Linked DNA regions of Homo sapiens: all the other regions are linked to region 2. The links are chromatin loops, found by intact Hi-C in ENCODE. Cell type or tissue: endothelial cell of umbilical vein. All regions are shown on one strand.

Evidence for each region. A loop is a pair of places that touch in the nucleus more often than their neighbours do. Peaks named below come from ENCODE experiments on the same cell type or tissue, not always from the same donor. Only the 100,000 strongest peaks of a DNase experiment are listed, where the experiment ranks them.
Region 1: it touches region 2 in a loop (9-fold over the local background); 2 of 110 quality-filtered maps call a loop at or near these places.
Region 3: it touches region 2 in a loop (7-fold over the local background); 6 of 110 quality-filtered maps call a loop at or near these places.
Region 4: it touches region 2 in a loop (10-fold over the local background); 3 of 110 quality-filtered maps call a loop at or near these places.
Region 5: it touches region 2 in a loop (7-fold over the local background); 3 of 110 quality-filtered maps call a loop at or near these places.
Region 6: it touches region 2 in a loop (11-fold over the local background); 2 of 110 quality-filtered maps call a loop at or near these places.

The regions. Positions count from the first base shown.
Region 1 is chr4:73,773,993-73,778,992 of GRCh38, reverse strand. No RefSeq gene overlaps it. Among named protein-coding and RNA genes, the nearest start is that of CXCL8, 36 kb to the right of the region's middle. In endothelial cell of umbilical vein, no CTCF peak of the experiment used is centred here; DNase peaks (open chromatin) are centred at 1,202 and 2,432; H3K27ac peaks cover 1,312 bases.
Region 2 is chr4:73,660,442-73,665,441 of GRCh38, reverse strand. No RefSeq gene overlaps it. Among named protein-coding and RNA genes, the nearest start is that of RASSF6, 43 kb to the right of the region's middle. RefSeq lists a silencer at 3,610-3,815. In endothelial cell of umbilical vein, a CTCF peak has its summit at 2,564; DNase peaks (open chromatin) are centred at 2,461 and 3,611; H3K27ac peaks cover 2,440 bases.
Region 3 is chr4:73,738,002-73,743,001 of GRCh38, reverse strand. It overlaps CXCL8 (C-X-C motif chemokine ligand 8), which reads right to left and starts at 2,433. Exons shown (of 4, transcript NM_000584.4): 1 at 2,280-2,433; 2 at 1,325-1,460; 3 at 970-1,053; 4 at 1-553. The coding sequence starts at 2,343. The coding sequence ends at 538. RefSeq lists a silencer at 3,676-3,970. In endothelial cell of umbilical vein, no CTCF peak of the experiment used is centred here; DNase peaks (open chromatin) are centred at 1,611 and 2,431; H3K27ac peaks cover 2,557 bases.
Region 4 is chr4:74,096,031-74,101,030 of GRCh38, reverse strand. CXCL2 (C-X-C motif chemokine ligand 2) reads left to right here and starts at 1,836. Exons shown (of 4, transcript NM_002089.4): 1 at 1,836-2,010; 2 at 2,109-2,232; 3 at 2,347-2,430; 4 at 3,260-3,991. The coding sequence starts at 1,911. The coding sequence ends at 3,275. In endothelial cell of umbilical vein, a CTCF peak has its summit at 2,002 (motif pointing right); DNase peaks (open chromatin) are centred at 1,740, 3,250, 4,330 and 4,620; H3K4me3 peaks cover 2,196 bases; H3K27ac peaks cover 2,567 bases.
Region 5 is chr4:74,107,187-74,112,186 of GRCh38, reverse strand. No RefSeq gene overlaps it. Among named protein-coding and RNA genes, the nearest start is that of CXCL2, 10 kb to the right of the region's middle. RefSeq lists a silencer at 801-1,095 and an enhancer at 2,381-2,675. In endothelial cell of umbilical vein, no CTCF peak of the experiment used is centred here; DNase peaks (open chromatin) are centred at 76 and 2,716; H3K27ac peaks cover 4,115 bases.
Region 6 is chr4:73,963,231-73,968,230 of GRCh38, reverse strand. No RefSeq gene overlaps it. Among named protein-coding and RNA genes, the nearest start is that of PF4, 16 kb to the left of the region's middle. RefSeq lists an enhancer at 1-353. In endothelial cell of umbilical vein, a CTCF peak has its summit at 3,052 (motif pointing right); no DNase peak of the experiment used is centred here.

The sequences.
Region 1 (5,000 bases), 110 kb before region 2:
CCTGTAATCCCACCATTTTGGGAGGGTGAGGTGGGTGGGTCACCTGAGGTCAGGAGTTAGAGACCAGCCTGACCAACATGGTGAAACCCTGTCTCTACTAAATACAAAAAAAAAAAAAAAAAAAAATCAAATTAGTTGGGCGTGGTGGCAGGTGCCTGTAATCCCAATTACTTGGGAGGCTGAGACGTGAGAATCCCTTGAACCCAGAAGGCAAAGGTTGTAGTGAGCCGAGATTGAGCCATTGCACTCCAGCCTGGGCGACAGAGAGAGATTCTGTCTCAAAAAAAAAAAAAAAAAAAGTGCTAATTTCACTAAGTTTAGTACTTTTTAAATGTATTCCATAGGTTTTGATAAATTGCATTTCCATTTTCATGTGTTTCAAAAAAACTTTAGTTTCCTTCTCAATTTCTTAACTCACTTTGTCAGTTTCTTTTAAAATTATCTATACAGGTTCATGACCCAGTAATATCAATTCTAGGTATTTAATCCAAGATAAATAAAAGCATATATGTCCAAAAAAGTATTGGACATAAATATTCATAGCAACTTCAGTAACAAAATAAAAAACTAAGGACAATGAAAGTAGGAAAGATTGTGGTATAACCCCATAGTATGAAATACTACTCAGAGACTAAAAGGAATGAGCTCCTGCAAAAACATGAATAAATTTCACAAATATTATGCTGAGTGAAAGTCAGACAATGAGAGTGCCTAGTGCATTATTCTATTTCTATAAAATTCTATAGTGATAAAATTGGATCAGTGGTTATCTGGGACTGGTAGGGGGCAGAGTGACCGACTAAAAATGGGCAAGAGGGAACTTTGGGAGCATAATGTAAATATTCTATATCTTGGTTGTGGCAGTGGCTACATGAGTTGATATCTTTATCAAAACTCATCAAACATGACACTTCAAAAGGATATGTTTTTACTTTGTAGAAGGTATACTTGGATCTTTTTTATATCCTTATTCAGATAGAATACCAGTATAGCAGCTCCTAGGATTTGTCACAAATGGAAAATGACATGTCATCTTCATTTCAAAATTACAGTTCTTAAATCTGGGGAGGAAAGCCAACACCCTTTTGGACCATGAATACTGCCCAGAGTCCATCAGCTACTCCGTTTGGAATTTCAGCAGTTTCACAGACACAGACTCCTGCAGGCAATGCTGCAGCATCCTGAGTTGATTCATTCACTCAGTGAGCCATAAAATATGAGACAATTTCTCACACTTTGCTTCATCATTTGCTGTTTTTCAGGCCAAGATGACAACGAGCCCAGCTGAAGCTGACATCCCAGCAAATTGCATGACAAATTGCAAAGACGACTAACCCACAACCTACTCTTCTGGAAAATACAATTTAAATAAAATAATTTTAAGTGATTTTCACCTGTTTTCAAAGTACATGATACAGTTTATAAGTATTAAATTTAAAAAAAGACTAAAATGTACTTAGTGACTTTTCATCATTATTGAAATAAAATTTTATCAATTTAAAATATAGAGAAATGAAAATATGTTAATTATTTTATGGCTTTTTCCCCTTAATCTTAAAATACGATTCAGAGGTAAAGTTGTATTTGTTTTGGCTCAACATGCATTATTTACTTCAAATTAAGTATATCAAAAAGCAAAAGTGCATGCTTTTAATATTTCTCTAGTAACTTAAAGCAGATTATCAAAATTACTGTATTTATAATCTTTTGTTTATTTTACAATGATTTATGAGATTAATTAACTTAAAATCAACTGTATCCACCTTCTGGAGGCTTTATGTAAAACAAATTAAATAGACATTTTAGGCATTGAACCATAATTTTCAGTAAGCATTTCTTTGGTTTACTAATGTTTCAAATAATACAGATTATACTTTTTTTAACCTCTGAAAAAGATCATACATTTTTGTGTTTAATAAAACTGCCATGGTAAGTGCTAAGGAACATTTATTCAGTGACAGTAAAGGTATTGAAGATAAGTATGTAAGATAGGATCCATCATCTTTATATATGGAGACAAAGCTTTTGCTTCTCCACCCAAAAGTGCACACTTTGACACAATTATACCTTCAAAAAATATCCATTTTATAAAATATAAATGTATTAGGTAAGCCAAAAATAATAAATTAACATGCAGTGTACCATCAGTAAGCAATAGGTAGCTGGCTTTCTTTGGCTTATAAACATTGAGATAGCCACACAAAGTAAGTTTAAGAACAATTTTGAGACCAAGGAAAAGCAGTGCATTAAGTATTAAGCATTTATCCAGGGACAGCAACATGCATGTTTTCAGAATGTTTCTACTCAGCTCCAAAGACACCTGCACCCTGTGGTAAGCAGGACTGGGATCATTGCAAGGCCCACATTGCGGACACCATGAAGGATCACAGACTCAGTGACCTTTTTGGCACTTCTCCAAAAGCTGTGTCAACATCAAAATGTTTTGGCTTTTCCCTTCATCTCTGCCAGAGAAAATAATAACTTCCTTTTAGAACATCTAGTTCAGAATGTAGGTTAATGGAATGCTTTATCTAAACCAGCCAAATTTTCTTTTTTCAGAATGAAACCGCAGAAGTGAATATGGTTTGGAGTTACTAATCTTCATAACAAGGAAGAAGGAAGTTTGGCAAATAAAAGTTCAAAGGGATTTTTGATGAAGAAATGATTTAAATCCCCTTATTTTCCCCTGCCAAAAAAAAAATTCCACACATATTACCCTTTTAGACCTCAATTATAAAGCATTTTATTCAAAAAAGTAAAATATATGTGCATATAACCATTACCTATCTACCCACCTCTGAGATTAGCTCTATTAATATTTGATTATAATTGATTCCAATCTTTTTTAATTAAAAAATACATAGACTCTAAAGTCCCATTCGCCAGTTTTCTCTCTTCACTATTCAAATCCTGTGATGATAGTATCATTCTCTTTAGTGTTCTGAACTTTTACCATAGATTCATGTTTCTCTATATAGTATTTAGTGCTTAACATCTACGTGAATGACATTGTACTGGATGTAGCATTTTGTATTCTTTTTTACTCAGAAGTATGTTTAAAGGTTTACCCTTGTTTAACCAGTTAGATTGAGTAGTTTCATTTTAACTCTATCATTGCACTGTTTATGAATTTTACTCCTGAGGTTCAATAGTTTTTGCTATTACCAACACTGCTTCACAAGCATCCTTATAGCAATTTCTTATGTACATGGTTGAAGATTTCTCTAGTGCAGACGCAGAAGGGATAATGCTGGGGTAAGTTCTGCATATCTTCAGCTTTCACTAGATATTGCCAATTTCCAAAGTTATGTGCATTTATATTTACCCCAGCCATGTCTGAATTTCCATTTTCCCATATCCTCACCAAAATTCAGTGTTACCAGATTTACCAGTTGTTGACCATCTGATGGATATGCAATGCTATCTCATAGTGGTTTAAGTTTGATTTTTTTTGATAACTAATGAAACTAAGTATCTATTAAGTTTCTGTGAATTGCCTATTCATATTCTTGTCCATTTTTCTATTGGAGTCTGGGATTCTTTAACTGATGAGTAGCGGTCATATTTTAGATACCTGTATATTCCAAATACTTATATATTCTAAATACCTACTGCAGATGAATGAAATTTTCACTGTGTTAAGATGAATGTTAGACTGTTTAGATGACACTTTGAATTCCACTGAATCTCAATAGAAATGTTTTACAATTTATTTTACATCTATCCGGAGTGTCAAGCCTTACTGCTCAATATTATATACATGTTCTCTTATTTCAATATACTTTCATGTATCTTTTTACTTATTTATCTCATAGAAAGGCAAGGTAGAATAATGTTTGACAGGAAAAATCAGACTTTGTACCAGACTGACACTTTCTAGGTTTGAATCCCAGCTCTGTAGCTTCCTAGCCATATAATAATGAGTACATTATATAAGTTCTCTTCACTTCAGCATGTTTATCTAACATAAAAAATAATAGTAATTACCTCATAGAGTTACAATAAAGGTAGAACACTTAGAACAATGCCTGGCACAGAATAAGCACCCAGTGTTAGCTATGATGATTAGTCTATAAAATTGCAATGTAATTTAGAACTTTTAAAAATTGTAGTTTTAATACAAATTATATTTAATAAAGGTATTAAAAGTAAATGCCAATAGCCTCAAAGTATTTTCTCTAAAATATTTGTTAATTATTGTTTTGATTTGAACATGTGACCACAAATTCTTTAAGGTGGAACTTAATTTCCAGCCCCTTGAGTGTGGAATACACTTAGTGACTCCTTTCTAACACATAGAGTATAGAAAGCCAATATAGTAACATTACAAAGAAGAAACTTGCCTGACAGCACTTTAACCACATGATCAATGTTAACATCACCAGTTAAAATGTAATGTTTTTATCATGTGCAATGAGAAGGGTGTGGGTGGCAAGCCACCCAGGCACCGAGGCAAGAGACCGAGGACGCGAGCTGTTCCAGTATAATAAAATATAAAACAAGAATAGTTATACCAGATATAGATCTTAGATATATGAATATCATTAATCATTAGTTTGTAGCAATTACTTTTTATTCCAATATTATAATAATCCTCACTCTATAATCATAACCTAGGAAAAGCCAGGCCATATAGAGATAGGAGCTGAGGAGACATAGTGAGAAGTGACCAGAAGACAAGAGTGCAAGCCTTCTGTTATGCCCAGACAGGGCCACCAGAAGGGCTCCTTTGTCTAGACATGACGCCAGTGTCTGGGAAGACGCCCGTTGCCAGGCAGACCATGGTCTAGCGGTAGCAAAGAGTGTCAAGGAACAACACCCGCTACTTAGCAGACCGGGAAAGGGAGTCTCCGTTTCCCTGGGGGAGTTTAGAGAAGACTCTGCTCCTCCACCTCTTGTGGAGGGCCTGACATCAGTCAGGCCTGCCCACGGTTATCCGGGGACCTAACTATCTCCCTGTGATGCTGTGCTTCAGTGGTCACGCTCCTAGTCCGCCTTCA
Region 2 (5,000 bases):
CTGTTCCAGCTCTAATGAATTAAAAAACTAAGAAAGTAAGAAATGGATATTTAATATCCTGGCTATGTTCTTTGAAGGGTGTCTCTGCAGACCACTAAAGTGAATATTTCTATAACATACACTGGGCAAGTCCCAGATTTGTCCCGGAGTTTCTGCTTCCTATGCCCTAAGTCAAGGTCAGATGTAGAGCAGCAAGTAATATTCTGACCAGTGAAGTTTAGCCAAATGATCCAAACAGACAGTTTGGTTTAAAGCTGCTTTAGGGATTCAAATCCAAATATCAGAAGGATCAACAATTCTTGATCGTTTTGAATCTAAACAAACACTACCAGTATCCTTCTTGATTTTTGGTTGTGCAAAATGATTGTCTTTAAAAACTTTCCAGAGCAGTCAAATAAACTTCTGGAGGTGTTAGAGTTATGTCAAATACTTTAACAACTCCCTTTTTCTGATGAAATTATGATCATTTTGTACTGAAAACAGAAGCATACATTTCTCATAAATCAAAATCACTTTAAGAAAAGTAGAGCAATTTGAAACACTCCAGGGGAAAGGAATAACATTCTACTCTCATGAATAAAAATTACTGGGGCCTGTCTCAGCAGAAAAAGTAATTCCTGGGAAGAGAAGTATCTCTTATGAAAGGCTTTTCCCCAAAACTGGATGGTTGTGTGGGAGAGGAGTTGGAGGGTGCAGAGGAGGCACAGAAAGGAAGAAATAAGCATAATAGGATGAGTGAGAACCCCAAACAGAGCCCCACTCAAGGCTGCTGTCCAGGAACTGGCAGCATCAGCATTGCCTAATGTTGGGAATGCAGGATCTCAGGCCCCACTTCAGACCTCCCAGGACCAGAATGTGCAAGTCCACAAGACCCCAAGGTGATTCCAGCACACATTACAGCGTGAGAAGCAATGGTTTAAAACAATGGTTCTCCACCTTGGCATCACTTTGAATTTTCTGCAGAACTTTAAATAAGCACTGATACTTGGGTCCAATCCCAGAACTTCTGATTTAATTTTTCAGGAGTATAGTTGGGGCACTGAGGATTTTTAAGCTTTCTTAAGTGATTACAATGTGCAGCCAAGATTGAGAACTACAGATTTAGTGGACTGATAATGGCAGTTTCTGTTTATTTGCTCTCCTCAGTGGCACTAGGATGTATGTAAATTTCTGTTTTAGACTTGAAGCCATGAGACCCTGTAAGAGGAGAATTTTTTATGATCGGGTGTAGGACACTCGACAACAGGTCATGGAAATCTGAGTGGTTTGCATTATATAACAGATCTTTCCTTACAAAATGTACATGTACAATAAATTTTTATAAATAAGAATTATTTTGCACTCTTAATATTTCCCATACACTGTACTAGACAACCATGCCCATTATTTCTAATCATCCCATAAGCTCTACAAAGATAGTGTTATTATCTCTCTTTCACAGATTTGGAAACTGAGGCTCAGAGATGTCAAGGGATTTCCAAGGTGACACATCTGATAAACAGTGCTGTCAGGACTTGAGTACAGGTCTTCTTGTCTCCAAAGCTGAAGTTCTTTACTCTGCCCTAACTGCTTCCCTTAAAAACACAAATCACATTTCAAAACCACCAAGTTTGTCATTTTAGTAAATACACAAGATGAATTATTTTGCAAGGCAGAGTTACTTGATGCAATCTCTCTTAATTTGCCTACTTTACACATTACAAAGTTTATGTAGATTTTCCCAAATGTAATCCAAGCTTTGATTTTAGCCCTCACATGGTGAGTTTTAAAAACAAATAACTAACTAGTTATTCCTCCTCCTTTCTTCCTGTTTTCCCCACCTTAACTCCAAGTCTTTTATAGAGTGAAGTTCAATTAAAATAAAATAAAATAGAGTATTGCCATGTAAGTATATTTAGCCTTCCAATTACCTGAAGGAAGTAATAAAGGAATAATTAAAACATTATGGTTCTGTGTGGGTTTAGTGGGCTTGGATGGTAATTTTCCTGACAGGAGCACACAAACTGATGCCCAGTAAGATGCTGCTGTACCCTGTTCTCAAACCACTTAAGAATGATATTCACGTTGCAAAGGAAACTCCCTATTGGGAACCCCTGGTGGGGCTTCCTTTTGAACATTTATACCACGATGTACCAGAACACACTGCTTTTATAGTATCAGACCACCCTCCAGTCTCTGGGTCAAAAGTCTGCTTAAAATGAATCCAGTAGCTGATAAAAATGACCTGAGGATGGAAAGAGAAGCCCCCAAATCACACTGGGCACCACACAGATGCCCAAGCAGATAAAAGTGATGCCTTAGAGAGACCATCAAGTGGCTAGTTCACATGCAAATGTTGCTCCAAGTACTTACAAAGTGAGGAGCTCTATACTAAGTGCTTTATATGCATTTTTCCATTGAATCTTCATAGAAACTCTACAAGAGTCTGTTAATTTTGTTTTACAAATAAAAATGCTGAGAAATGGAGAAGTTAAGTGACTTTCACAAAACCATGTTGCTAGTAAGTGATGAATTAGGAATTCAATGGCCACGATCTAAGTCCAGAGCCCACGTTTTTAGCCCAATACTGCCACTTATAGGTAGGATGTAATATCATTTTCTATAGAGATATTAAAATGGCAGATGCTTGACAGGTCTAACCAGCACCTACTCCCCCTGTTCCTCTCCAAACGGACCCCTATTTTCCTTTAAGGAAATAACTGTAGTGACCACCTGGTAATTACGCAGTAACCATGATTTCTTAGTGGACTGACCCACTTCCAGCTCAGGGGAAGGTCTTCAGCATATTCTTACACCCCTTGCAATGATGGTCAATTTACCTTGGTTCAATCTGAGTAAAGATCTGGAATTATCATTTGGTGATTGTGAGAAGTGATGCTTTCTACTTGGGAAATGAATAAGGAAGTGTGCAGCCTTAGCTGTTACGGCAGCCATCTTTGTGACCATGAGGTTACAGCCAGGCTGAGGATGAAGCCAGCATGAAGACAGAGGCCAAAATCTTGACCAAAAGAAGTCTGATGCTGGCTCTTCCTTTGGTTTACAGTTTTATGAACCAACAAATCTACATTATTGCTTAGTTCCCAAGGAGTTGGGTTCTCTGCAACTGAAAAGTCTTATCTGATACATGGATACCAATACTGTATGCTTTGTTGTCTTGAAATAATTCTAAGTGAGGAATTTACTTTCAGCATGCTATGGTCTTAATAGGAGCTCCATTGTGGACATCTTCCTGAAGATAAAAATATAGAATAGTCTCTAGACAAGCTCACTGCTCAGATAATTGCTCTACTGCTAATCTAGACTCTATAATTTGAAATTCATCATAATAGGTTAATATGAATAAAGGCATTCACAATGAGTCAATTATATTGCTATTCATCAACTTGTGTAAGTGCCTGAAGCACAATTTATGTCAAACTCAAGGAACACAAGCTTCATATCCTGAAAATTTGGGGAAAACGTTATTAGTCATAGGTACCTTTTAAACTAAAAACAGGAAATTTTGTTGTGAAATAAAACATGACCAAACTAATTGTTTCTCATTTTATTCAAAATCGTTTCCCCCATGAAGCTTTCCTCAGGAATTGAAAGAATGATATATACACTTCATGACTCAAGTCTTTCCACTGACCTCACTTACCAAGAGCTGCAGAATGTGGCTCCCCACATTGGCTATGATGCTCACCACAGCCCTTCTTATCATAACAGACCTCTTTCCTATCCACATTCCATGTGCACCTCAGCATGTTTCCTGTGGGTGTCCATTGGTCTTTCTGTTTACTCCCAGATAGTTGGATCAGCTGTACTCAAGATGGGAGGAAACTTCAAAATGTCAAAATGCCTATATAAGCAAATGGCAAGAAGTGTACCAGCCAAAGGCAAACTGGATTGTCATCTCCTTGAAAGTAGTTCTATACTCAAATTGTCTAAAGTGACAAGTATACAAATATATAATGAATATGCATGTATATGTGCTTATACATATATATTAAAATTTATTTGGGAATGAGGAAGATTGTTGAGCATTTGAAAAAATTTCATTGGACTATTAACTTGTCTGAAGAAAAGTATAATGGAAATTGAGGAAATCAGGAAAGGAAATATTGTACAAGTTAGGAAAGTTAACCTGGAAGGCTAGCTTATGATAATTGTGGGTTTTGCCATTGAAACTACTGTTAAAAAACACAACTATTTTTGCATCAACCTAATACATTATCCCATAATTATCCCTTGGAAGTCACCTGAGGGAGAATTGTTTTGCTCTCCAATAAATCTAACCAAGTTAATCTGAAATTACTAAAAGGTAAATTTTTAAAGTTCTCAATGTCCTCCTCCAGGAACACACATGGTGCGGGGCAGGGGGTGGGGTGTCTTACTAAAAGGGCATTAGAAAGAACTTACAGAATGTGGCCTTGTGTCACGTGATTTGGAGGAGGGTTTGAGAAGCATGGCTTTGCTCTAGATCGGATGTTGTTAGGAAGTGATATAAGGTCATGACTGGATCTCTCAATAATTCTTATCTAGGAAGAGGGAAGACTAGAGTCAAGCTAAAACTGTCAGCAATAAACAAGCAATAGCCACTCTAATTAGCCAGGATTGGGAGATATTGGGCCATGTTTGTGATTTAAACAGATTTCATTCTTTGCCTGTGTTCATGCATGGTTACGGAGAGGTCTTGTTTTTGTCTTGATTCACCATGGTCATAGGGTGGCATTGTCTGATGTCGGTATTCTGTGAAATCATTTATTTGAAGAGGAGATCGCTAAGACATAGCTGGAGTGCCAGGCCAGCTCCTGGATGTCAGAGGCATCTTTTTCTTTCCCAAAGCCATACAAATTTTTCAATGTCTAATCATATAAAGCAAATCTTTCCACTAAACAACAACAACAACAAAGTCCAAAAAGGCTGAAAAAGATATGTGTAGATTTATTGTATGAGTAGGAAATTGTTTTTTCATGTTACCAGTAACTTTCATTAGAGAAAGTTGATAAACTGTCTCA
Region 3 (5,000 bases), 78 kb before region 2:
CACTTAGAAATAAAGGAGAAACCAAGGCACAGTGGAACAAGGACTTGTGGATCCTGGCTAGCAGACTAGGGTTGCCAGATTTAACAGAAAAAAATCCAGGATTTCCAGCTAAATTTGACTTTATGGCAAAATTTATTGTCCCATCATTTTTATGTGATGCTTCAAATATCACATTCTAGCAAACCCATTCAATTCCTGAAATTAAAGTTCGGATATTCTCTTGGCCCTTGGCCTCAATTTTGCTATTTGTATATTCTCCCGTGCAATATCTAGGAAAATCCTTATATTTAAAAATTATTTGTTGTTTTTTGTAGATTCAAATAAATAATACTTTACATATAAGTATGTTCTGGATATTTCATGGTACAATGAAAAACTATTCATTGTTTACTGAAATTCAAATTTAACCAGGAATCTTGTATTGCATCTGGCAACCCTACAACAGACCCACACAATACATGAAGTGTTGAAGTAGATTTGCTTGAAGTTTCACTGGCATCTTCACTGATTCTTGGATACCACAGAGAATGAATTTTTTTATGAATTCTCAGCCCTAAAATAAAATTAAAAATATAAAGATGAGCTATGTTTAATAAGAAGGAAAGTAGGGTTCTTGAAAAGTCAATATAGTCTTTGACATTCATGTGTTAGAAATGCTCTATATTCTCAACTATAAATAGGGAGATCAAAGAAATTATCATCTAAAATAGGACACTACTGGGAGTGACAAAGAACTTTACTAAGAGTATAGGACACAAGCTTAAACCCAGAATTTCCTGGGCAAACTATGTATGGTCTTTCTGGTCATGAGTACAACAAACTCACTATTGATGCTATTCCTTTTTTTTTTAACCAAAAAGGCAGATACCTAATGACGATTTTTAGCAACAGAAAGAAATTTATAGGCTGACTTTGGATTATATGTCTCAGGATAAATGAAAAATTTAAATTAAAAAATATATAACTTACCTCTTCAAAAACTTCTCCACAACCCTCTGCACCCAGTTTTCCTTGGGGTCCAGACAGAGCTCTCTTCCATCAGAAAGCTTTACACTGAAATAAGAAAGAAATGGTTCAGATTAATATTTAGTTTTTGCATTCAAATCATGATTCCTTAAGTCAGGCATAAAGTCTAAGTCCAAAATAACATTTATAGTAGTTGTGGAAGCTACCATATTTAAATGTCATGTAGACAAATATTTTTATTTTGTTTTGTTTCATTTACTACTGTAATCCTAACACCTGGAACTTTCCTAAATATTTCCACCTTCCTTAATTTTAAGTTTGCTAAAACAAAATATCTAATCTTTTTTAAAGTACTTACATAATTTCTGTGTTGGCGCAGTGTGGTCCACTCTCAATCACTCTCAGTTCTTTGATAAATTTGGGGTGGAAAGGTTTGGAGTATGTCTTTATGCACTGACATCTAAGTTCTTTAGCACTCCTTGGCAAAACTGCACCTGTTGGGGGAAAAAGTGATTAAGGATTGATTTTATCAACAGGCACAGCTCTGCCAGCTACTTCCTTTCTAATTCCAATATGATTATTTGGAGACTATGGAAGGCATCATGTTTCTAGTGAACTCATTCCTGAATATTCTCCTAGCCCTTGACCTCAGTTAGTTCTTTGTTTTAAAAAACAGTCATAACTGACAACATTGAACGACTTCCTATATAAAGAGTTAGAGTTCTTTTTGTACAATATCAACATCTTCATGGTATTTTTATCTGGTCAATATTGCATAATCCTCTGTGATACCACAGTGTTATTTATAGTAGGCAAGCTAAGACTCTCCAGCATAGAAATTGCCTTCAGAAAGAATTAACAGAAATATATAAATAAGTTATACATGCCTGGTCTATAATCAGGGTATCTTTAAACCAGACAGGAATTAATGACAAATCTGAGGCTTGTCAATGAAATACTACAAGGAGTGGAATTGTCTGAGTTACCTTGCTCAACTCAATATTAATACATAATATAGGTAACCGTGGTTCTCAATAGGACATACTATAAATTACTTATTTACGTTAAATATATGCATGCTACATGGTATAAATTATAAAAGCAGAATATCTATATTGATCAAACTTTATACTTTCCTAAGTGTTATATATAGTTTTTTCTAAATCTTCAATTTAACATTAATTGACTGCTAAGATTATATTCTGTTTCTGAATAAAAAGGATGTTTGTTACCAAAGCATCAAGAATAGCTTTGCTATCTAAGGATCACATTTAGACATAGGAAAACGCTGTAGGTCAGAAAGATGTGCTTACCTTCACACAGAGCTGCAGAAATCAGGAAGGCTGCCAAGAGAGCCACGGCCAGCTTGGAAGTCATGTTTACACACAGTGAGATGGTTCCTTCCGGTGGTTTCTTCCTGGCTCTTGTCCTAGAAGCTTGTGTGCTCTGCTGTCTCTGAAAGTTTGTGCCTTATGGAGTGCTCCGGTGGCTTTTTATATCATCACCCTACTAGAGAACTTATGCACCCTCATCTTTTCATTATGTCAGAGGAAATTCCACGATTTGCAACTGATGGCCCATCCCCTCAGGGCAAACCTGAGTCATCACACTTCCTATTTGTTCCTTATCAAATACGGAGTATGACGAAAGTTTTCTTTGATCTTTAAAATAATTTAATTTTAATATACATTTAAAATACTGAAGCTCCACAATTTGGTGAATTATCAATTGTATGCTTTTTTATTTCTAGATAACTTTATCATAGTACCATGTGACAGATATAGTACTAGAGTGGCAGGTGTTAGAACAAGATCATGGATGATTTTCTTTTAATGGCATAATTATTTTTTTTCAGTTAATTACAGATGCTATCATGATGGTGAAGATAAGCCAGCCAATCATTTTATTGGGGAGGTAATTTAAAATAAATCTTTTTCTAAGCATTTTAGAGAGTTTCTAGGAACTGTTACTGCTCTTAGGGGGCATACTACAACTTTTCAAAAGATTTAGTTTTCTAATGCATGTTAACAGAGTGAAGGGGCACATGTGCTTCACATAGAAATCAGTTCCACAAACATTTATGGAGTAACTTTCTGAGTAATGTGGGGGATCTAGAAATAGATAAGACTAGGTACTTGTCCTTAAAGAGTTTGGTCTATCAGAAGAAGAAAGCAATGTAAGGACTGACTATATAGCAGAATAGACAAGTGGTACTAAGACATTAATTCCAGTGGAGGCATAAGAGCAGAATCTTCCAAAGGCAGTTGGAGCAAGGCATTGAGGAATAGGAGGGCTTCAATAGAGGAAGATGAAAGAGAACAGCACATTCCAGATAGGAACAGTATTCAAGGCCACTCAAGTTGTAAAGTTAAGGTATGTTTATGCTCCAGAAAGTGGTGCACTGGAGCTGCTTGGTTGGGGTGGGAGGGAGGTGTTATCTAATGGAAAGTTGTATGCTTAGTGGAAAGAGCATCTGGGTTCCAACTCTGGTTCAGCCACTGTTGCTTCATGCTCTTTATCCAAGGACACCAAGTCTGACCTCTGAGGACCCATGATCACTAGCAAAAGGGATGGAGTGAGAAATTTCAACAAATCATAAAAAGGTGGCTTTATGTCCTAGTGTCCTGAAGAAAAGAATCCAAGACCTTTCTTGAAAGGTCTTGGATTCTGTAGATAAAGAGCACCAAGGAAGGGTTCTTATGATAGTAAAAGTCTGTTCGCTTCTGGGCAAGTACATAATTTATAAATAATTCACCTTGGTGTAACAGTTCTTCATTTTCAGAAAGTACGACAGAGCAGTGAATTTGCCCACACTGTGAACACACTGTGGAGGGGGAATGCCATTTTCAAATGCTTTCCAAAAAGGTTTGTCTGTTTCTGCACAATCATGTTTCTTTTTGTTATCTTTCTCCAACCAACCTAAGACTTGAGGATAAAATAATGCCTGGGTTACACTGAATTCTATAGCAAAGTAAATGTTTATTCTATATAATGTAGCTCCTATAGTTTTCAACTGTAGTATTTCAGAAACTTCATTATTCATTTAATATGTGTTGTTTATCTGCTAATGTCCCTTATTGTAGGAGATGTGAATGCTATGTAAATAGATATAGTACCTGACTTAAAGGACTTTGTTGTCTAGTGCAGAATATGGAAAATTAGTTACACAAGTAAGTAAAATACAGTGATGAGTGTTACAATAACAGGTAATTACAGGAAGTTCTGGAATCAAACAAACATGATCTTTGAGGCAGTTTTGATGAATGAAGGTTTTCTGAAGAAACAACATCAAAAGTGTTACCTTTATTGTTAATGAGGAGAAGAAAGACCAATGGGACTGCTTTGCTAGTACAGGACAGGAAGTACAGGACAATGAAATGTAGGCGAACATGGCCCATTTGGGTTTCTCAAACTATTTAGCATACGGAACACAGTGCATGGAGTGACAAGAAGAGAAAGCTTGGGCCGGATAGGTAAAAAAGACCTATATCTTAAAGAAAACTCCAAGTTTCTTTGCTTCAGTGATGTTGGCATGTTTAGCAAAGACACATTCTCATATGGACACAACCTGGCTTGACTGATTCAGTTCACTATCATTAAGACTCACTCATACAGCATCACTAAGACATTCAGAGTTCTGAGGATGTGCAAAGACTTCTTTGCTTTTCCCTAACGGTTGCCTTTGTATTTATGGTGAGCCCAACTTACATAGACACCTCGTTTTCCTCCTTATTTTCATGTCACTATATCTCCCTCTCATTCTCTTCTCATGGGCCCAACTTTATCCTGATATCATCCTTAAAGTTTGAGCTAATGAGGTCTACTTAACCTTGATGCTCACATTTTTTTTTAAGAATGAAGCCTTTCCAAGGCAAAAAGACCTCTTTTGCAAATGTTGTTCATCTCTCACAATGTAACCTTCAGTGCATTATGTCCTAGAACCCTCTCCATCAGAAGTGGGAATGGACAAAGATGAAGTGACTACAAGAGCATTGATTCTATCTTGTCTCACTTCTGTAAAGATAACCATTTGA
Region 4 (5,000 bases), 440 kb before region 2:
GTGGCCTTCTTGCTGTGTCCTCACAATGCAGAAAGGGAGAGAGAGCCAGAGATCGAAAGCTCACTGATCTCTTGCTGTAATGGCACTTATCCCATCATGGGGGCCATACCTTCATAACCTCACCTAAACCTAATTACTTCCCATGGTCCTGTCTTCTAATATTAGCACATAAGGGAGTCAGGGCTTCATCATCTGAATTTGAAAGAGACACAAACATCCAGCCTATATCAGTAAGGTTGTGAAACACCACTTCTATTTTGTTATTTAACAAATATTTACATAACACTTTACATGCACTGATGGTTTACACATATTAACAATCAATACTTCTAACAACCCCGTGAGGCAGGCACTATTATAAGCTCTTCTACAGGGGAGAAACATGAGCAAATAAAGCATAAATTACCAAGGGTCATGAAGCAAGTTAGTGGTATGGCTGAAACTTCAGCCCTGACATCCTTATCAAGTGATCTCTACAGCTGCAGCATCCAGGGAACACTCTATTCCTAAGGTAGTCCCACTTCTTCATCCTCGTGCCACTCCCAGCCCTTCTCATAGCAGTGGCAGAATATCTCCATATCCCTGAAGTCTGCATCCACCAGGAAGAATTAAGACAGAGTATTGTAGGCCTACAGCTTAATTTTTAAAGAGAGGGGGTCATTGAAATTGATGATGAAAAGTCAGTAATCCAGTGAGAAGGCATCAGCTAAACAGGCTTGGAAATGCTTTATTGACATTCCTCTAGAACTAAAATTTCCTCGATAGCTGTTTCTCTAGAGGGAACCAATCCCAGGATGCTGGTAAATACATATGGCATGGAAATGCAATTATGTTAGCAATCTAGTATGTATATATCAGACATGTCTGCTTGTGCTTAGAGTAGTAAACAAGCGGAGTCTCATTCCCTGCTCCTTTTCTGGTGGTGTCTATGGCCTTTTCTGCCCAGGGACAGCACTAGAAAAGGCAGACCTCCTGAGCCCAACAGGCCCCTCGCAGCTCCCAGTGACTTCCATGGATCAAAACACAGACTTCCATACAACAAAAAATTGATGCTACTGGAATTACTAGAGTTCGAGATGTTCCAAGATTTCAAAGAGAGAAAGGATGGGGGATTGCAACACTGTTAACTAAAATAAACACTGAATTGACCCTTGGCAATGGTCTGTTCCCGCACCCAACACCTGGCTCCACTACGTTGAAACACACACACACACACACACACACACACACACACACACACACACACGTGATATTTGCTTTTAAGATCATAAAACACCAGGAAGGAGACAAAAGCTCTTATGCGTCATCTGAGATGACACATGTACTGTTAAAGCGTGCGTTTATTTCAAACATTAATGAAATTTGCAGAACCCAAACTAAAGAGAGAGGATAGATAAGACATGCTGCAGTTCTTGCCCTAACTTTCAATCCCAACAACTGAAATGTCTTCCAGAGAAGTAACTCCCCCCGGTAAGGATGTAGCGCGGTCCCTACGTGGGTCTAAGGGATCTGACCCACGACGCACTGCACTGGGTTCACGAAGCGCCTCCTCGCAGGCGGTTATCTCGGTATCTCTGAGAGCGGCGGGCTCTCGCTCCCGCTCCAGGGATTCGGGGCAGAAAGAGAACATCCCACAGTTGGCGGGAGTTACGCAAGACAGTCAGACCCGGACGTCACTCGTGAGTGCCCCGACCCCCCTCCACCCCAGAGGCGGGGCCATCGCCTTCCTTCCGAACTCGGGATCGATCTGGAGCTCCGGGAATTTCCCTGGCCCGGGACTCCGGGCTTTCCAGCCCCAACCATGCATAAAAGGGGTTCGCCGTTCTCGGAGAGCCACAGAGCCCGGGCCACAGGCAGCTCCTTGCCAGCTCTCCTCCTCGCACAGCCGCTCGAACCGCCTGCTGAGCCCCATGGCCCGCGCCACGCTCTCCGCCGCCCCCAGCAATCCCCGGCTCCTGCGGGTGGCGCTGCTGCTCCTGCTCCTGGTGGCCGCCAGCCGGCGCGCAGCAGGTGGGTCCCGGCGCCCTGGGGTCCCCGGGCCGGACGCGGCTGGGGTGGGCGCCCCGCGCCGACAGCCCCGCTCAATCAGCGAGTCTCTTCTTCCCTAGGAGCGCCCCTGGCCACTGAACTGCGCTGCCAGTGCTTGCAGACCCTGCAGGGAATTCACCTCAAGAACATCCAAAGTGTGAAGGTGAAGTCCCCCGGACCCCACTGCGCCCAAACCGAAGTCATGTAAGTCTCGCCCATCGCTGCCGCTGCCACTGCTGGGGTCCCCGACTCTCCCGCTGCCCCAAACCCTGTCCTCAGCCCGACCTCCTGTCTCACGAGATTCCCTTCTCTCTGCAGAGCCACACTCAAGAATGGGCAGAAAGCTTGTCTCAACCCCGCATCGCCCATGGTTAAGAAAATCATCGAAAAGATGCTGAAAAAGTAAGTTATAATTTCCATGTACACAGGCGACTGGAGCTGTTGGTCAGAAATACTGGCGTCTGCCCCCTAAAAAGTAAATCAGGAAAACCCAGGGTTAGCTGCAGGACTGAAAAAATTATTATTTTCACAAAGTTGCCATTAAGGTTATTAATCTGTTCTGGTGCCAGAGGATATTCCCAGTGCCCAGGGTCACCACCCAGGTTCTTCCCTCCTGCCAGTGAATGTAGGTAAAACTGCTTTCATGTAAGGTCTCATTGGAGTTTGCCAGTTGTGCTGAAGTGTTTTCCACCTGTTAAAAAACACAAGCTTCATTTCCCCTAGTTCCTACTGACTTTCAGACCTGAAAAGCAGACCCCCTGGTTTTTTGTAAAAGTTTAGGGTTGAAGTGCAGAGATTTCACAATAATATTGCACTGGGTATATAACTGGTTGCCACCACCTATTAGCCATGTCACTCAGAGACAATATTATTTAGTTTATCTGAGACTCAGCAAAACAGGGAAAATAATGGTAGCTACATCATGAGGTTGCTTTGAGGCTCAAGTGAGGCCCAGTATGACAAAGAGCAATAGGCTCTGGCTGTTTTAGCCAGTAAAACAGTGTAGACTGCCACTCCTCCACCCCACGTCACCCCCATTCCTAAAAGAGCATCCCAAGCCTAGAGGTCCTTGCCACACAGCACAGCTGTCACAGGCAGTACCCACTTGGGTGCCAGGCTGGGGAAACTGCATTCAGAAAACTCTAGAGCCTGGGGAAACAGGACAGGAGAAGACTGTTGTGCAGTCAGCTTTCCTGAGCACCTACTCAGGGCACCCATTTTCTCATTACAGTGGCAAATCCAACTGACCAGAAGGAAGGAGGAAGCTTATTGGTGGCTGTTCCTGAAGGAGGCCCTGCCCTTACAGGAACAGAAGAGGAAAGAGAGACACAGCTGCAGAGGCCACCTGGATTGCGCCTAATGTGTTTGAGCATCACTTAGGAGAAGTCTTCTATTTATTTATTTATTTATTTATTTGTTTGTTTTAGAAGATTCTATGTTAATATTTTATGTGTAAAATAAGGTTATGATTGAATCTACTTGCACACTCTCCCATTATATTTATTGTTTATTTTAGGTCAAACCCAAGTTAGTTCAATCCTGATTCATATTTAATTTGAAGATAGAAGGTTTGCAGATATTCTCTAGTCATTTGTTAATATTTCTTCGTGATGACATATCACATGTCAGCCACTGTGATAGAGGCTGAGGAATCCAAGAAAATGGCCAGTGAGATCAATGTGACGGCAGGGAAATGTATGTGTGTCTATTTTGTAACTGTAAAGATGAATGTCAGTTGTTATTTATTGAAATGATTTCACAGTGTGTGGTCAACATTTCTCATGTTGAAGCTTTAAGAACTAAAATGTTCTAAATATCCCTTGGACATTTTATGTCTTTCTTGTAAGGCATACTGCCTTGTTTAATGTTAATTATGCAGTGTTTCCCTCTGTGTTAGAGCAGAGAGGTTTCGATATTTATTGATGTTTTCACAAAGAACAGGAAAATAAAATATTTAAAAATATAAAATGTTTGTTTTATTTTGGGGGAAACAAGGACTATATTTGCTGAAAAATCTGATGATTTACATCAATATTTATTTCTCAATTTTTTTCTGGGTTTTCAATCTGCTATACAGATAAACTATGAATTATGCCTAATTTCATGTGGTGATTGCTGTCACTCCCCTTGGCTCTCACCTAGTAAAGAATGTGCCTTACCAAACTATGGTCTTGCCCCTGATGGGAGAATCACTGATACATATTGCCATTTTTACAAGAAGTTCCTTACTACCTTGCTACTCAAATTTACCTCCTTAAAAATATGGAGGGGGGAAATATGGCAGAGACGTTTTAACCAGAGCAACTCCATCTTGAATAGGGGCTAGGCAAAATGGGGCTGAGGTTTACTGGGCTGGGCTGCATTCCCAGTAGGTTAGGCATTCGAAGTCACAGGATGAGATAGGAGATTGGCACAAGATACAGGTCATAAAGACCTTGCTGATAAAACAGGTTACAGTAAAGAAGCCAGCTAAAACCCACCAAAGCCAAGATGGAGACGAGAGTGACCTCTGTCGTTCTCACTCGTCATTATACACTAATTATAATATATTAGCATGCTAAAAGACACTCTTACCAGCCCCATGACAGTTTACAAGTGTCATGGCAACATCAGGAAGTTACCCTGTATGGTCTAAAAAAGAGAGGAACCCTCAGTTCTAGGAAATTGCCCACCCCTTTCCTAGAAAACTCATGAATAGTCCACCCCTTGTTTAGCATATAATCAAGAAATAACCATAAAAATGGCCAACCAGCAGCTCAGGCTGCTGCTTTGCCTATGGAATAGCCACTCTTTATTGCTTTACTTTCTTAATAAACTTGTTTTCATTTAAAAAAAATTAAATTCTTGTAGTTATCTTAACAAGGGATCGCATTTGTTTGCTTTTGCTAAATAATTTTTCATATAATTGTTGACAATTTAATGAAGCTGTCAATAAAATGGTGGCTAAAATATTTTGTTTTTCAAAACTCAAG
Region 5 (5,000 bases), 450 kb before region 2:
TAACTCAGTGAGCAGGAGTATGTGTTACACCCTTTTGGCATGTTCCGGGTTCTTGTCCTGTGACCAAGAAGAATGACGTACACAGACACCGGAGAGTGAGCAAAGCAGAGAAGAATTTTCCTGAGTGGCAGAAAAGCTCTCAACACAAGAGGGGACTTGAAGTGGATGGTCCTCTGTGTGAGAGGAGGCCCAAAAGCAGGTGGCTGTCTGTAAGGCTGAGTTTGGGGTTTTTATGGGTTCAGAATGGGGGAGTGTATGCTGATTGGTCCATGGGTGGGCCTGGAAAAAGCATCATTATATTGGCTAAAAGGCATCGAGGAAATTCTCACTCTGGTCATGGGCTCTACCCCGAACTGGCAGCTCAGTTTTCAGTCTTCAGGCTGTCTTTGGCTTGGAGATCAGGTTTTACCAGGGACGCATCCCTGTCTGCCTAAGAATTTGTCTATCTCCTGTTGCTATCAATATAGCCAATGTGACCAGCTATTTCCAGGTCAAATTATGTCACTACATAGTGTGGCATGTGAAGATCCTAACTATACCCAGATAGATTATTATAAGTATCACCTTCCCCATTCTTATGTTCTAGTCTCCAATAGAACATATCAACTGCCAATTCATCAGAAATACTACCAACAACAACAACAAAAAACCCCTTCAATCAGGAAACGTTAAATTTATTAGAATTACTCAACAGGAGGAACAATGCTCTGACAGCATTTTAGTGTCTCAGAAGGAGGATGTTCAGAGAATTGGACTCAAAATGTTTAAAACTGATCTGACAAGGTAGGGAATGGACTGGAATTGGGCACAGTTGTTGACATAATAGAGTTAGTGGACAAAACAGGTGAGGGTCTTGCTAGAAAAAGCGAACTTGTCTGAGGAGTGATCTGCTGGCTCAGATGTGCAAACTGATGTCCTGAATAAACTGACTTAGAAGAATTTCCTCAAGCAAATGGCAAAGTTCTCCATGAGCTTAGTTTTATTTTCTATGTAAGAATTTCCTGGAACAAAGAGTTAAGTCATACTAATACAAATAATGTTAGTTCTCAAAAGAATGCTCTAAAAAGTAGAGAACTTCTTGGTAGTCTCAACTCCTGGAACAGTACCTAGTATAAAATAAGTGCACATAGAAATATATCTGGTAGTCAAAAAATATTTGTTGAGTTGAATGAAGATTATCTTGGTCCTAATTATAATGTTAATTAAGATAGACATTGTTGCAGATTTGAAAATGCCCAGAAGAGGAAGCCAGGGATCTGAATTCTAGTACTGATTCTACCACTAACTGCTAATCTGTCTGAAACTCTGTTTACTCACCAGACTAATGAGCAAATTAGACTACATTATTTCTAAGATCCCTTGAATTCCAAAATACACTACCACTTCCCACATTCACTTAGGAATATTTAAACCTCCTGCAGATACACATTTAACTGCTAGTGCACACAGGCTTCAGTTGTTGCTTAGAAAAGATAATGCATTCTGAGATTAGGGCTGATGGGAAGAGATACCAAATTTTCACTTGGTATCTATTAATAGCAATTTGGGGATCAATAGAATGCCTCATGAGTCCCAGAACATGTAGGCATGGGATGCCCAGATTTATGATCCAGAAGAAAAAAATCCTTCATCTTCTAGTATTTCATTCCTAGAGCCTTTGCTTGTTTCAAAATAATAATAATAATAATAATAATAAATAAAAGTGGTATTGCTATCAGTCTAGTGAGAACAACTCCCAAGAATTTTCTGTGCGTGAGAGTTGCCTAGATGATGAAACCCAGGACAAATCAATGAGTGAAAGAGAAAACCAGCTAAAGGGGAAAAAATATTCAAGAGATCCCAGCAGAGGATAATGAGGGCAGAGGACAGAGGCTATAGTAAGGGGAGGAAAAAGAGGATAAAGTTGATACAGATTATGTTTATGCAGAGCTATAAGCCGCGGTGTGTTGGTAAAACAGCTTTCAAATTTAAAAAAAAATCAGATTTGTAGCATTTGCTGATTTCCATAAACACTCCCACTGTGGTCAAATTTATGCTTCCAACAATGAATAACTGGCTATCAAAATTCCTGACCATTTAATAACCTGCTCTTGTAAGCCTGTATGAGCTGGCCAGAGCAATGAGGTAAGTGAGGCTGACTGAGTAGTTCTCACCGACCAAGGGTGAGCTCCTATAGGACCCTCGGGATGGTGACTCTTCAATTACTGAATACTTTTTCTGGGGTTTTCGTTTCTTTTCTTTTACTGAAATTCTCACTATGCTTTGCTTTAGGGAATTGGTATTCATATCCTGTAAGTCAAGGAGAGTTTTTTTGAGTGGGAGCTTGAATAAATTGAAGTGGGTCAACTCTCAAGTGCCAGACACCCCTGTTATGAGGTTTAGATGACAATTACTATTTCTTCAGTGATCCTTGGCCACTCTGAGATGGGAGTGGTCAGGGAGAGAAAGGAATGGAATGTCAGTGAAACCGCTTCCTGTTCTCAGCCTGCCCTGGGGCCTCACTCAATCCCAGCCTTGCATATCAGACCTTGGCCATCCTGTGAAATGAACATTCCTCAGCCCTAGCTTCCAGGAATATTGGATACTAGACTCGAAAATAAACTGATACCATTCACAGGCCAAACCAGAAGAAAACCAGGAAACATATGGCAAAAGAAGTTTTCTTCAAGAAATTATTTTCCATGTCATATTTGCGTAAATTTGTCATGGGCCTGTCACTTCCATGAAGGGGGAAACCAGCATGACTCTAGCATGCTGGCATCCTGGTGCCCTTTGCAGCTAAGGTCAGACTGTTTCTCCTCTTGCTTCTTTTCTGCATTTCTTAGTGGACTCATGACCAGCACATTTGAAGCTATAGATGATTATATTCAACACTGTATGTGCTATGAGTGAGCACCCTGAATTGCACAACAATATTTCATTTGGCTAATATTTCAGTTTGTTGAGTCATAAACCTGACAAGTAGCTACAGCCTACAAAATAGCATTTTCTGACTCAGTGCATGTGAGAGAGAAGTGGGAGCTAAAGGTTCTGCACAGCAGACACTGTTGGCACAACCATCTGACTTCACAGCCTTGTTCTATAATCTAGATTCTTCTCTACTTGACTCAATGGCATTGCTTTATAAATTCAGTGTAAATCTCAGACCTTCAAGAACATATCCCAAAATACATGATGAACAGCATCTGGTGTTCAGCCTTCTTTTCCTCTAACTATGAAAGTTTCCCACCAGGAAATGACAATAGCTGTCAACCTATTAACTCATGAGCAATTTGATGCCTTTTGTGTGAAGAATACAAGTTGAGAAATGAATTTCCTGTTGCTGAAATTCTAATACTTAGAAACTCTTCAATGAACAAACACAAGTATATTCTTTGTATTAGTAGCAGGGATAAAAAGGAGTTTCTTTAAACCAAACAATTTAAGTGTTTTGACAAATGTCAGCATAGTGGGATAGGATCTTAGACCATCAAACAGTGGGTTTTCCTTGTGTTGTAGTTTTTCAAGTGTCTATTGAAGAATCAAGAAATGCTGATTCTTCATTTTTCTTAATCATCTTCCATTGTCTATGTTATCATAAAATGACTAATTAAAATGGTAATTTTAACTAAAATTAATGGCTTTCTCACCTGATGTCTTAACTATTGAAGCGTATTATCTATACTCTCTTTCCCAAGAACATCCTATTCAATTCATTAAGCTCTGTTGGGTTCCAAGCACTTATAAAATGAACTCTGTGTGTAGATAAAAACAGAAATAATTCTTGTTTCAAAAACATAAAAATTCCTCTGAGGGGGTGTCAAAATTAGTACAAATTAAAATATGTTATAATAACCTAGATTTTTTCCAAAATTCATCTTTTCAGTCATCTGTTCTAGGATAATTTTTCATAATTTTCCTCCATATGCACTCTTCAATGCTTCATGAGGCCATATCTAACAATTGTGGGGTCTTGAGAGAGAGTTCAGAGAAGCCCATGATTCTCTGTCTAAATATTTACGGTTTTCTTAACTAGCTAACAAAATGTTAAATAAAATGAGTCTGAGGATCTTCCTGTCTTCACAGATATACAGTCATGCACTACATAATGACATTTTGGACAACTACAGTTGGAATACACAATGGTGAGGACATAGGATTACAGTACTATTAATATATATATTTACTGTATCCTTTGTGTGTTTAGATACACAAATACTGTTGTGTTACAATTGCCTAAGTATTCAGTACAGCAACATGATGTACAGCCTTGTAGCCTGGGAGAATAGAATAGAGCATATAGCATAGGTGTGGAGTAGGCTACACCATCTGGGTTTGCATAAGTGGACTCTAAGATGTTCACACAAGGAGGAAACAGCCTAATGCCAGATTTTGCAGAATGCGTTCTGATCTTCATGTGACACATGACCATATATTAATAACATTTTAAAAATATATAAAGTTATGGAATTTGTATGATGAGAATCAGCAAAATATCAGAGAAAAGTGAATTTGTAATTCCATATCTGGGTATTCTGTTATTGTGTAGGCAATGTCTGGATGCATACAAAATAAAATCATGCATAATTTAAGATTTATTCTATTATTCTATATTTATTATATAAAATTTATTTTTCTTCACTTCAGCAAAATTAGTAATTACATTTTTATAATTGAAATGGTCACATAATTTTTGTTCTATAGACAATAGTGCCATTTTAGATGATGCTTCAATCATTTCTTACATTTATTTATAATTAATTTAAATTTGGAGACATTTTACTCTTCTAATGCAGTGACAATAAGATTCCTAAAGCACTACTTGGATGCAGAAACAAAGCATACATTTGATGCTATATTCACACATTGTAATATGTCAGCTGTGGTAAGTTACCTAGACACTGAGCTTTCAGAATAAATTAAAAAGCATCTGGTGGACTGATTCCTTAGGGTTATGCTTATTAACTGATCTCAGAAAAAGATGTGGAAAATGTGGAAATAGTCGGCAGTAAGGATACATG
Region 6 (5,000 bases), 300 kb before region 2:
CAGAGCTGCTACTAGCCTCATAACCCCAGTGGTGGGAGGCTGGAGTCCTAGACCAATGGGTCTCATCCTGTGAGGTGCAGTGTAAGTGAAGCCTGTAGACAGTTGCTGCTCAACCCCCTGGATTTGGCTCCTTTCCTGGATGTGTGTAAAGGAGACTAACTTCCCCCTTTGCCAGAGCTGAAGCCACTAATGCTGGAATGCCTGGGGATCAAAGGCTTTTGGGACTTTGGCTATGCCTCAGCAGTGGCTCTGCTGAGACTCCCATAGCTTTGCATATCAGTCTGAAGGTTTTTGTGGGATGAGCTCACAAGGGCATCTCCTGAGACCAGGGCTTGCAAAGATCTATGGACCAAGTGTGTGTCCCAGGGTTTCTCATTCTCTCACCATTTCCCAGTGGTCGGGGAGCCTCCTCTGGCTCCATGCCACTGTCAGGTAGGCATTAATCTATTCTTGCTCCTCTGTGTTCTCCTTGGGTTGAGTTGTTTGTTTGATGAATCCCTGGGTTTGTGCCCACCTGGGTGTTTCAATTGAAGATGTAGTATTTATTCACCACTTTTTCTTCTCTTTGTGAAAGTAGTGCACACTAACTGCTTCCAGTCAGCCATTTTGGCCATCATGTAAACTAAAACTTTTTAAAAATATTTTCGCTCCCTCTTAACATTGAGAAATGGCAGATTAACTGAATGGATTTGATCTCCTTGACAGGCAATACTGTCATAGATGTGAATTCTATATCCATTCACCTAAGTACATCTGTGGTTTTTTAGATCCCTTTAAAATTAGAGAGAAAAAAGAAAGTAAACAAGACTCATGGAGACCTGACATCTCACAGTAATACTGTGGATTATTTCAATTACTGCACTTCTAAACTCTATGTATTATACTTATTCTTCATTCTGAGTGTTGAAATGATGACTCAATCTTCATTTACGAACAATAAAAGAAAGATATGATGGAATATGAATATGGTTGCAGGACAATATTCAGTCACAAAACATTTACAACAGCAAGTTAAAAGCATTATATTTTTATGTGTCAGGGCATGTGGACATTTTGTTGGTGTAGGGGTTTGTCCTCACATAAATTATTAAGCTATTTCATCAGTTATAAACATCTTATGACCATGGGTCATGACTGGCAAAGAATGTGCCTTGCTAGTATCAGGGCACCTGGACATTTTCTTGTTGTAGAAGTTTGTCCTTACAGCATTATTAACCTCCTTCATCAGTCATAAACATCTTATGACCATTGGTCATGTCCGACAAAGAATTTGCCTTGCTAATTTTAAGGTGGAGTTGATTTTAAAATGGTGTGACCCTGGGTCTCCTATGCTTCCCAAACAAATCATCAACAACAATGTATAAGAGATAAATAAAGGATCAAAGAATGTATAAACAATGAGAAAACAATTAACAATATGACAGGTCCTCACATATCAATAATAACCTTGAACATAAGTGGATTAAATTTTTCTCTTAAAAGATATAGAATGGCTGAATGAAATTAAAAGCATGATCCAACTATATGCTACTTACAAGAAACTGTCCTTACTGGTAAAGACACATACAGACTAAAATGAAGAGATGAAAAAGCATATTCCACACAAGTGGAAACAAAAAGTGAGCAGAAGTAGCTATGTTTATGTAACATGGAGTTTTAGTCGAGAACAGAAAAAAAAGATGAAGAAAATCATTATATGACAAAGGAATTAATCCAGTGAAAGAATATAACAATTCTAAATATATATACACCCAACACTAGAGCACCCAGATTCAAATACTACTAGGCCTAAAGAGAGGACGGAAACATAATAGTGGGGTCTTTACCACCTCATATCGGCATTAGATGGATCATCTAGATGGAGAATCAAAAAATAAATGTTGGACTTAAACTGTATTTAGGTCAACTGACCCTAAGAGACCTTTACAATAGCAGCAAAATACATTCTTTTTATCAGCAATGGAACATTCTCCAGAATAGAGCATACATTAGGTCACAAAATACGTCTCAGCAAATTGTTAAAAGTCAAAATCATATCAAATATCTTCATAGATGGAAATGGAATAGAATTAAAAATCAATACCAAGAAGAACACTGGAAATAATACAAACACATGGAAATTAAACAACATGCTCCTAAATGACCACAGGGTAAAGAAAAGAGTTAAAATGAAAATTTGAAAATTTAAAAATTCCATGAAAAAAGTGAAGATGGAAACACAACATACCAAAACCTGTGGTATATAGAAAAAGCAGTGCTAAGAAGCAAGATTATAGCAATAAATGCCTATATTAAAAAGGAGAATTTGGGAGGGCAAGAGGGCTGACTAGATGCAGCTGGGTCAAGCAGCTCCAACTGAGGAACTGAGATGACTAGCATGCTCCTAACAAATCTGCAGAGAGAAGGCACAGAGTATGGGTGGATAGAAGACACAGAAGCTGAGCTGAAGGGGGAGAAAGCGGGGAACCCTACATGGGGCTACAGCACACCCAGACTCCTTCCTAGCTCCCAATGGCTCCAGGAGAATGGGTGAGTTGAACTGGTAAGGAGCAACCTGCTTTCCCCACAGGTGTCTGGAAACCAGTAGGAGGAGACCTCTTTACCATCACAGACACTTGAGTTGGCAGGGAGAGCTGCTTAGGGAAGTGGTAGGGGCAGCAAGCCAGCTGATGTGGAGCCCAGAAGGTTTGGTGCGGGAGCATCTGTAGCAGAGTACAGCCAGTGATGACCATCCCTAGGCTTGACTTGCTCCTATAGGAGACTTTAGCCCTAGTGGAACTGTCAAGTCCTGAACTCTATGGGGCAGTCTTGCCCATCAGATAGGGCTGGTCCAATCTGAGCACCTCTTGGTCTGCTGACCTCTCCCAGGGCCCTGACTGACCATAGCTGCTTGCAGGGAAACCTTGCATACCCTGGAGGCCCACCCCATAGCTTCTGCACTGGCAGACTCATGCCTGACTGGTGAAGAGATCCAGCAGAGCAGCCCCTACAGCCACACACCAGCCTGCATTCTCCCTCCCCATACTGAAGCTTCCCCCACATCCATTGCTACTCCCCACATTGCTTTGCTGGTGTCTGCCTGCAGGTGGCAGATTTTGCTTTCCTTGTCCTGCCAGCGCACAGGAATACATGCGGTCCTCACCCCTCCCAATGGTAACCACCATCACAGACTGAGTCTTGCCGGGGACAGAGACAGCCAGTCCCAGCCCCACCAGTTGCCTGTTCTTGCACTAACACCACGCAGAGAACAATAGATCCTTCTCTGCCCTGAGAAATCACTCCTGCTTGCAGGGCATAGAGAAGGCACACAGAACTGTGCTCGCCAGTGCCCTGCACTTAAGCCAACATCACCGGAAGATAAGCCCACAAATATGAGAAAGAATCAGTGCAAGAACTCTGAAAATTCAAAAAGCCAGAGTGCCTTCCTTCCTCTAAGCAACCATATCACCTCTCCAGCAAGGGTTCTGAACAGGGCTGAAATGGCTTAAACAACAGAAATAGAACTCAGAATATGGTTAAGAAGAAAGATCACTGAGTTATAGGAATATGCTGAAACACAATTCAAGAAAGCTACAAATCATGATAAAGCAATGGAGAAGCTGACAAACCAAATGGCCAGTACAGAAAAGAATGTAACCAATCTGATAGAGCTGAAAACTCACTACAAGAATTTCATAATGCAAGCATAAGTATTAATAGCATAATAGACCAAGGAGAGGAAAGAATCTCATGGCTTGAAGGCTCACTTTCTGAAATAAGATAGTCAGAAAAGAATAGAGAAAAAATAATGAAAAGGAACAAACAAAATCTCTGAGAAATATGGGATTATGTAAAGAGACCCAATCTGTGAACTCATTGGTGTCCCTTAAAGAGATGGAGAGAATAGAACCAACTTGAAAAATATATTTCTGGATATAATCCATAAGAACATCCCCAACATAGCTAGAGAAGACAACAGTCAAATTCATGAAGTGCAAAGAACCTCAGTAAGATACTTCACAAAAAGATGATCCCCAAGACACATAGTCATCAGATTCTTCAAAGTCAAAATGAAACAAAAAATGTTCAAAGCAGCTAGAGAGAAAGGTCAGATCACCTACAAAGGGAAGTCCATCAGACTAACAGTGGACATGTCAGCAGAAACCATACAAGCCAAAAGAGACTGAGGGTCAATATTCAACATTTTCAAAGAAAAGAAATTTTAACCCAGAATTTTATACCTGGCTAAACTGAGCTTCGTAAGTGAAGGAGAAATAAAATTCTTTTCAGACAAGCAAATTCTGAGGGAATTCATTACCACCAGACCCCCCTTACAAGAGCATGTGAAGGAAGCACTAAATGTGGAAAGAAAAGACCATTACTAGCCATTACAAAAACACACTGGAGTACACAAACCGGTGACACTATAAAGCAGCCACATCAAGAACTGTGCTGAGCATAAACAAGTCTGAAAAATAACAAGCTGAAAACATGATGACATGATCAAATCCACACATATCAACACTAAACTTGAATGTAAATGAGTTAAATTCCCCAACTAAAAGGTGCACAGTGGTGAGCTGGATAAAGAACCAAGACCCGTTGGTATACTGTCTTCAAGAAAACCATCTCACATGCAGTGACACAGAGAGTCACAAAATCAAGAAATGGAGAAAAATCTACCAAGCAAACAGAAAACAGAAAAAAGCAGGGATAGAAATCCTAATTTCTGACAAAACAGACCAACAAAGATCAAAAAAGACAAAGAAGTGCATTACATAATAGTAAAGGGTTAAATTCAACAAGAAGATATAACTGTCCTAAATAAATATGCACCCAACACAAGAGGACCCAGACTCATAAAGCAATTCTTAGAGATCTACAAAGAAACATAGACTCCCACAAAATAATAGTGTGAGACTTCAACACTCCACTGACAGTATTAGAGACAGAAAATTAACAAAGATATTCAGGACCTAAACTCAGTACTGGATCAAACGGACCTAGTAGACATCTACAGA